Regions from separate parts of the Homo sapiens genome. Here region 2 is linked to region 1. A link is a contact called in ENCODE Hi-C data. All regions are on one chromosome and are shown on one strand. Each heading gives the region's core, a stretch centred on a gene start or an enhancer-like site at or near the end of the contact. The rest is flanking DNA. Distances are from core to core; before and after follow the strand shown. Region 1 has its middle 240 kb from the start of BCL2. Region 2 has its middle 61 kb from the start of ZCCHC2.

Region 1 (4,453 bases), core at 1,513-4,012:
GTGAATATATTAGAAGCCATTGAGTTATACACTTTAAATGGATGAGTTGTATAGGGTGTGAAATATATCTCAATGAAGCTGTTAAAAATAATACAGTATTTTAAAACTGATTATTAATGAAAGCACAGAAAAATACCAAGACTTAGGGTACAGCAATAGTTAAGGGAAATATTTATAGCACTACAAATATTTTTAGAACCATAAGAAAGATGAAATAAATGAACTCATGTCAATTCAAGAAGATAGAAAAAGAACAACGAGTTTAGGCAAAAAAAATGTGATGGAAAGAAATATTAAAGATAAAAACAAAAAAATAAGAAAAGGAAACAAAAGTAAAATAGAAATGACAGAATGAGTCTTAGAAAAGAAAAATAATGCTAATAAAATAAATCCCCATTAAGGCTGATAAATAAAGAAAAATGAACAAATAAACATTAGGAATAGAAAATATAATGTAACCACATATGCAGCAGAAACAAAATCATAAGGGAATCTGTGGCACAATTTTATGTCTATTCTGAAATTGGCTGAATTTTAAAATAGAAAAACTGAATAAAACAATTAGCATTAAAGAAATTGATTTGACAATCAAATATACCTGCCCTCAAGCCACCTCCCCAAAAAGACACTAGTCTTAGCTGATTTCAGCAGTGAATTTCATCAAACCTTTAAGGAAAAGGTCATTGCTATCTTATATAAGCTTCCCAGACAACAGAAAAGGACAGTAGGCCACTGAGTTTAGATAGTGTAGAATTAACACCAAAATGAAACAAGGACAGTACAAGAGACAGAAACTATAGGTTATCTCACTTATAATGTAGATTAAAATTCCTGAATAAATATTAGCAAATGGAATCCAACCAGAGTATTTTTTTTTTAACGATCACAACTAATTTTGATGTTTCCCAGGAAGGTAAGAATGTCAGAAATATCCATCAGGAGAACTTTACAACATTTATAGATCAAAAAGAAATAAAATGACACATTTTATTCTATAAATTCAACACCTTCTCTTATCTAAAAGAAAAACTCTTAGGAAGCTAGAAATGGAAGAGAACTTCCTTAATTTGATGAAGGGTTTTTATCAAAAACCTAAAGCAATCATATCACATCTTTCTGGATTATCCCTATTAAAACCAAGAAAAGGCAAGCAGGGCAGCCATCACCACCCCAGTCAACTTTACACAGAAAATACTAGCGAATGCAGTAAGCAACAAATAAATAAAATGCATAAGGTTTGGAAAGGAAGTGAAAATTTATTATTTTTAGGCATAGAAAATGCATAGATGGGTGGCGCACGGAGACTTATGACTGTAATCCCAGCATTTTGAGAGGGCGAGGCAGGTGGATCACCTGAGGTCGGGAGTTTGAGACCAGCCTGACCAACATGGTGAAACCCCATCTCTACTAAAAATACAAAAAAATTAGCCAGGTGTGGTGGCACGTGTCTGTAACCCCAGCTACTCAGGAGGCTGAGGCAGGAGAATCACTTGAACTGGGAGGCAGAGGTTGCAGTGAGCCAAGATCGAACCATTGCACTCCAGCCTGAGCAACAAGAGCAAAACTCTGTCTCAAAAAAATAAATAAATAAAATAAAATAAGAAAGAAAGAACAAAGAAAATGCATAGATATCAACAGAAAATCTTTTAGAACTAAAAAAGGATTCAGCAAGGCTACTGATTACAAGATCAACATGCAAAATTCAATAACTTTTGAATGTGAACAATAACAAATGGGAAAAAATTGGAAAAAAAAAAAGCCAGCTCACAATAGCAGCAAAACTATAAAGGACCTAAAGAATATACATTACGTACCATTTTTAAGAGCTTTATGGGAAAAAATTATAGTTTTATTAAAGGATATAAAAGAAGATCTGAATAATGGGTAAGAGGTCTCAAAAGCATAAACATGTCAATTCTGCCCAAATTATCTATAAATTTAAGTAAATTCCAAATAAAATCTCAGCAGAACTTTTCTGTTCATTTGTAACGTGATTCTAAAATTCATATGGAAAAGTGAATTATCATTGCCAAGATAATTTCGAAAAATAAGAACAATGGGTGGGCAGGAGCAGTTGGCCTGCGGATTCTGAAACATTCTAGACAGTCACAGAAATTAAAATATAGTTGTCTGAGCAGAGGAAGAGGCAGCGGACAGAATAGAGAGCCTGGTGCAAATCCATGTTCATGCAGGATTCACATGTAGGGGCTACGTGGGATGTGGAATATGATAGCGGTGGCACTAGAGATCAGCAGGGAAAGATGAGCTTGTGCCATCATTGATGATGGAAGCATTGGCTTTTCATATAAAAGACTCCTACACTAATTATACAAAAATTAATTCCAGAAGAATTAAAGACCTCAGCACGAAAAATCGCAACTAAACACTACTGAGACGTGAGACCTCAACCACATCTTGAATGCAAAATTTCATCGAATGTGAATATCATAATTCTATGTATGGAAAATTTTTAAATAAGACAAAGCATAACTGTATGTTGTTCATGAAGATATTTTTTAGTTTAGTTTCTTTTATTTTTATTTTTTTATTTTTAAGTTTGAAGAATATCTTTATGGCCCAAAGTGAATCTGCCAAGCTTTTTAGGCCACCTTGCGTGCATTTTAGTTGTTTCCCCAAGGGAGAATCTGAATCGGTGCCTTCCCTGACTCTTTCCCAGCCAAAATGCGGGCACGTGACCAGGCCTGCCAATCAGACACGGGGGCCTCGGGCCGCGGGAGGGAGCTGGCTGGCTGCGCGTCTCCGGGAGCCGCTGTCATTTCAGTGGCGCATTCTGGGCAAAGGCGGTGTGGTCCCGGGGTGGGCAGCAGATTCCGGAAAGGGTCAGTTGGTTCTGGGAGTGTCCCTTTCATTGTCTCAGGCCTCTTTTCCCATCTGTCCCAAACGTTGTGTGAACTCCCTTCTGTCTCTCCTAAGTTCTTTTCTGCTTAAACTGGTCAGACCGGATTCTACTGCTTACAAATGACAACTGTAACTGACACGCAACCCTGCAGAACAGAAAACATCTTTATAACAAAACATACCCCATCAACGTTAGAGAGGAAAAAACAGGCCTCGAGAAGGTATTTGCAGGATCTATAACAAAGGAATTAATAAAGATATATACTGTATTTATCTTATCAGAGAATTTATCTTTAATGGAGAAAACTCGGATAAATAAAGAACAGAAGCACGCCCATAGGAAAGTGGAGGGAAGGAGAACAGGAAGTCCTCAGAAGCAGAAATCCAAAGGTCTTTATTATATATATTTGTTCTTATTTTTACAATTTACATAAGTAAAATTATGGCATTCATATTCCATACATTCCTTCACACAAGATAAGCGTACGTGAGACCTCAACCACATCTTCAGTGCAAAACTTCATGGAATGTGAATATCATAATTCTACTTATGTAAACATTTTAAATAAGAAAAAGTATAACTGTATGTTGTTTATGAAGTTTTTTTTTTTTTTTTTTTTTTTTTTTTTTTTTTTGAGACGGAGTCTCGCTCTGTCGCCCAGGCTGGAATGCAGTGGCGCGATCTCCGCTCACTGCAAGCTCCGCCTCCCGGGTTCACGCCATTCTCCTGCCTCAGCCTCCCGAGTAGCTGGGACTACAGGCGCCCGCCACCACGCCCGGCTAATTTTTTGTATTTTTAGTAGAGACGGGGTTTCACCATGTTAGCCAGGATGGTCTCGATCTCCTGACCTCGTGATCCGCCCACCTCGGCCTCCCAAAGTGCTGGGATTACAGGTGTGAGCCACCGCGCCCGGCCCCTGAAGATGTTTTTAAACTATTTTTTAAAGTTTGAAGCTGGAAGCACGCACTGCTAAATATGATAGTGCTGCCTTTCCAGCGTAGAGGGCTCAGCAGCCAAGCATCACAATCAAAAGGCTTCCGAGATTTAGTTGTATTTATTTCTGGGGGGGTGGAGAGATAAAGTATTTACAGTTATTAATGGTTTAATATGGATTCTTTCACTCCATTTCCTACACTTACAGAAGAATTACATGAGAGGAAATAATGGTATATTCTATGTGTAAAAATGACAGAGGGAAACTTCATCATAGAGTCCGGAAAAATAAGCTTTTGAAAAAACAAGTACATTTCTGTGGCTTTATTCTCAACTCAATTTTTAATTATGCATGCAATTTACTCCCATGAAATAAAGATAAAAGATCATAATGAGTCATTTATAATAATTTTACGTCTTAAATAAAGTAATGGAGCTTTTCCTTCTAACATGCCATGTTCTTCACAATGATCCTGTACCTCTGTGTAGCCATGACACCAAGCCTCCAAGATCACAACTGTGACACGCACCTGTCATTCACAGGCCAAGCCACAGGATGCCACTGTTGCATTTTTGCTATAATAGACTTTTACTTAAGGTGAATGAAGAAAGAAAAAAAGGAAACTCTATTTTTAATAAACAGACACATGGCAACCATTT
Region 2 (4,402 bases), core at 300-2,799, 490 kb after region 1:
AGTCCCGCCTGCTGAATGCCAGTGCAGGGCTGCCTACACCTCACACCGACATACCCACGAAAGACAGAGGTGGCGTGGGGCAGCAACCTTGTTGTCACACTGCCTGGGCTCACCGTCACCCAATCATTCTGTGCCCTTGGATATCGACTTCTTAGCCTTTGTGCCTCAATTTCCCTAACTGTAAAACAGGGCAGAGTTCCTCCCTCACAGGGCTGTGGGACTGAAATGAGCTGATGCTGTCTGGCCCATACTGGGCATTCAAGTGTCCCCTGCATGACAAACTTCTTGAGAGTCCACTATGTGTCAGACATTGAGTGCTTTATGTCTGTGTGCCAGGTTTAATCGTGCAACTACTCTACAACGCGAGTGTCATCATCCCCACTATGTAAATCAGACCGAGAAAGGTCACATGGACTGTGGTGGGTGCCTTCTCTTGTACAACTGATTTTGTGAAGGCGTGGAAGGCACAATTAAGTTACCATGTAACAAATATGACGTGACTCCAATAGGCTAGCAGGAATAAGCACTCAGTAACTGCCAGGCAGCCTGGTGGCATTCTTCACCTTCAGCAGGGCTTGTTGTTGGGGGTGACTGTTCTTGTTTCTGCATGAAGGTTACTTTGTCACCATCCATCTTTGCCTTTGGAGTGTCTTGGGGGCAGCAGGGGTACCTGGGACAATCTATATGTGACTGTCAGAGCTTTAAAAACATCAGCAGTCACCTCTCCTTTCTCCTTGCCCCACTGCTTCAGTAGATTTAATGGAATACTCCGTGCGCAAAACTTGTGTGAAGCACAACTCAGCGTGCGAGTGGAGATATCTGTACACATTTAAAATCTGCATTGATGCCACTTGAATTTATCTGACAGGTAAATGCTTTTGAAAGCCTAGTTCTAAAAGTCCTGGATATTTCTCTGGAAACATTTCACCCTCCCGCGTCCTCAAATCCTTCGAGAGCCACAAGGAAGAGGCCTCGCTATGGGATAGGATGTGGCGTGTGTTCCAGGCGTGCCCACAACCTGGTCCAGCCCTCCTCAGTCCAGAGGCCACACGGCCATTCCACCTGTGGGTTCCTATCACCTTACACAGTTCCATAAAGCCACTGCCCTGGGCTCTGCCAGAAGCACTGGTGGGGGCAGGAAGTGGTGCCAGGAAGTGAGCACCAACTTCAAGCAGAGGCCTGAGCATCACCATGGGCCTGTCTGCAGCACTTCGTCTCACTGAACCCAAAATTTCTCTCCTAGAAAACGAGGGGAAACATTCCCACCCCACTTCACAGCTGTGATGACCAAATGCACGCAGGAAAAGCACAGAGGAAACCTTTAAAGTGTTCACACACACATTTCAACGGCTGAATGAGGGGTTTGCTCAAGCTGCTTTTATGGCCAGCTGCCTGCACTCTTTAAGGTTTTGGGCACAGGCTTCCAACCCCAAATGTTCCCTCTCTTACGTTTAATGTTCTCTAAATTAGGTCAGTAGGAAATAACATCTGCTTGCTCGCACTGTCCTCGTCCCCCACCAGGTGGCATTGCGTTCCAATGAGCAATCTCTTCTGGTGAGAGGCTGGTGGAGGCCTTTTTCACAGCGGCTCAAATTGGAACTGCAAGAGGAAAAAGAAAAACAATGAAGAACCACCCAACCCCCCACCTCACCACAACTCCCACCGCCAAATTTCAGAGAGCAAAACCGGATCATGGGATTGAGAGCTTCTGGTGACCAAGGCCCGCATTCTCTGCAGGCGGAGGTGACTGCGTGAAGGGTCTCCGGTCCCCACACGTGTGATGTGCCCCCATTACAGAACAGACAAGAGGAAGCCCCAAACCACCCCCAATTCCAAAGCTTCCACAATTGATAAACATTTGCATACACACACAGAACTCAGGTGATGTGTACCCATGTTCCAATTCAGGGGGCTTACATTTTTCAACAGAGGACAGCGTTTAGGAATTAGGGAAATTTTGCATGGACAAGCACAACAGCTGTATCTGTAAGCAGCGGTAACATCAAATATGATGTTATTCTGACCCTAGGAATCCAACCTGAGCAAGCCAATACGTTAATGAGCATCCAGGGAAAGACAAGGTTGTCCGCCCTGGCCTGTCCTCTCTCTGCACAGGGTCATCTGAAGGGGCGAGGGCACTCCAGTTAAAACATTCCCTCCACCCCGAGCTGACACCTGCCTCTCAGCCCTGGGACCCCAGAGCCCCTCATCCTTTAACAGCTGGTCTCCTCCCCTAAAGAGAAGAAGATGTAGAGATGTCGTGACTACGTTTCCAGGCAGGGACCCCATTTCTTCATATCTCACACCTCGAAACTCACTGCTCTGGAAATCAATGAGCCCTCCCTCTTGGTGGGGTGGGGTTGGGTGGAGGGGGGGGTCAGTATTTTTTTATTCTTTTAAGATTATGGGAGTGTCATGGGGTGGAACTATTGTCACAGCTTGCCTCCATATGGTTTCACTGCCTTAACCTTAGAATGCTTTTGCAATCAGTATGGAGAAGTGAAAAAGATGTCTTCCAAGCTCAAATGGATGGTGCTGTTAAGTACTAGGTGCTGTTAAGAAAACAGGTATTTTACACCGTGCTTTCTCATCTCTTTGGAACCTTTTCAGAAAAATTTGATTCTTAGTGCTTACATAAAAAATTAAATGTAGATTTGCCTTGCCATAAACTTTTACTTTGGTACTGAATAATCATGACCGTTATGACTCGGCATGTCTGTACAGTCCATACATACCATTAACTGGCAAGCTTTCCAACTAGGTTTAATCTGCGAGGGTAAGGAATAGCTTCTATATCGTTCATCAGTGCATAGAGCAAAATTAACTAATCTTAGTCTAATGAAGAGCTATGTTTGCTAGGTTCCTCACCATCCAAAGAATCACTGCCATCACTCCTACCCAAACCTGTTCTCGTCCACATCTTCCCTTTTATTAAAAAAAAAAGACACGGTCTCACTCTGTCACCTAGGCTGGAGTGCAGTGGCATGATCTGGGCTCACTGAAGCCTCTGCCTGCTGGGCTCAAGCGATCTTCCTGCCTCAGCCTCCTGAGTAGCTGGGACTACAGGCATAGACCACCAGGACCAGCTAATTTTTGTATTTTTTGTAGAGATGGGGTTTCGTCATGTTGCCCAGGCTGGTCTTGAATTCTTGGGCTCAAGTGATCTGCCCAAGGCCTTGGCCTCCCAAAGTGTTGGGATTACAGGTGTGAGCCACTGTGCCTGGCCCTGTCTCTTAAAATAGTATTACAATCTCCCTGTTCATCAAAATTGAATTCAACTAGAATTTGAGTGGCTTCTCAGTGCTATTTCATTATGTTGGACCTTTCCCATAGATTATTTAACCTTCAGAGCCATTATTTATTTATTTGAGATGAAGTCTCACTGTCACCCAGGCTGTAGTGCAGTGGTGTGACTGCAACTCACTGCAACCTCCGCCTCCCAGGTTCAAGCGGTTCTCCTACCTCAGCCTCCTGAGTAGCTGGGATTACAGGCACACACCACCATGCCCGGCTAAGTTTTTGTGTTTTTGGTAGATTCGGGGTTTCACCATGTTGGTCACGCTGGTCTCAAACTTCTGACCTCAAGTAATCCACCCGCCTTGGCCTCCCAAAGTGTTGTGATTACAGGAGTGAGCCACTGTGCCCGGCCACTGAACCATAATTTAAAAGAGCAATTCTCATTTTACATCTAGGGAAAATAAAGTTCAGAGCATCAAGGTTCCTTCTACCTGTCTCTTCCATCCCTTTCTAAATGGACCTTCCCACGGCCAACACCTTAGTCTCGGCCCTCCTGGCCATGCCTAACCCGTCTTTCAACCTCCAGGCTCTCTTTCCTTAACCACCTGAGGATTTCCTCAAATACCACTGTCAATGTGTTTTCCCTCTATTCAAAACTTGGAAACTTCCCATTTTTCATTCAACCAACTCCAAATTCTCCAGTCTGATCCCATTTTATCTACTGTACCCACAAATCTTGAAACTCTTTTATAATTTTCCCTTTACTATGGCTGTATCTCCTTCCCCCACGTCCCCAACCACACACTGCTGTTTTTGTTCCTGCCCAGCCTGCGTCCCCTTCCCCAAGGTGACTCTCCACTCTGGGGCTCTTTCTAGATGCAAAGACCTAGGCTGCACATGCATTCCCCCACCTGGCCTTCCACAGCACTGTGACACCATCTCGGGAGGGGTCCACCTGGCCTTCCACAGCACTGTGACACCATCTCGGGAGGGGTCCACCTCGCCTTCCACAGCGCTGTGACACCATCTCGGGAGGGGTCCACCTGGCCTTCCACAGCGCTGTGACACCATCTCGGGAGGGGTCCACCTGGCCTTCCACAGCGCTGTGACACCATCTCGGGAGGGGTCCACCTCGCCTTCCACAGCACTGTGACACCATCTCGGG

Evidence for each region. Hi-C counts contacts between places; a loop is a spot of excess contacts on that map. Pooled maps may share reads with other maps.
Region 2: a loop to region 1 is called in a pooled map, with 14 times the contacts of the local background. The contact joins two enhancer-like sites. A Hi-C loop is called at or near these places in 8 of 37 single-sample maps with no recorded cell type and 6 of 50 pooled maps.

What each region holds. Positions count from the first base shown.
Region 1 is chr18:63,073,565-63,078,017 of GRCh38, reverse strand. No RefSeq gene overlaps it. Among named protein-coding and RNA genes, the nearest start is that of BCL2, 240 kb to the left of the region's middle. RefSeq lists an enhancer at 4,240-4,289. Within about 2 kb of position 2,762, at least 25 of the 41 ENCODE cell types and tissues checked have a DNase peak (open chromatin) inside an H3K27ac peak, as active enhancers do.
Region 2 is chr18:62,581,643-62,586,044 of GRCh38, reverse strand. It overlaps a transcript of ZCCHC2 not described here. Among named protein-coding and RNA genes, the nearest start is that of ZCCHC2, 61 kb to the right of the region's middle. RefSeq lists an enhancer at 1,786-1,845. Within about 2 kb of position 1,549, at least 5 of the 41 ENCODE cell types and tissues checked have a DNase peak (open chromatin) inside an H3K27ac peak, as active enhancers do.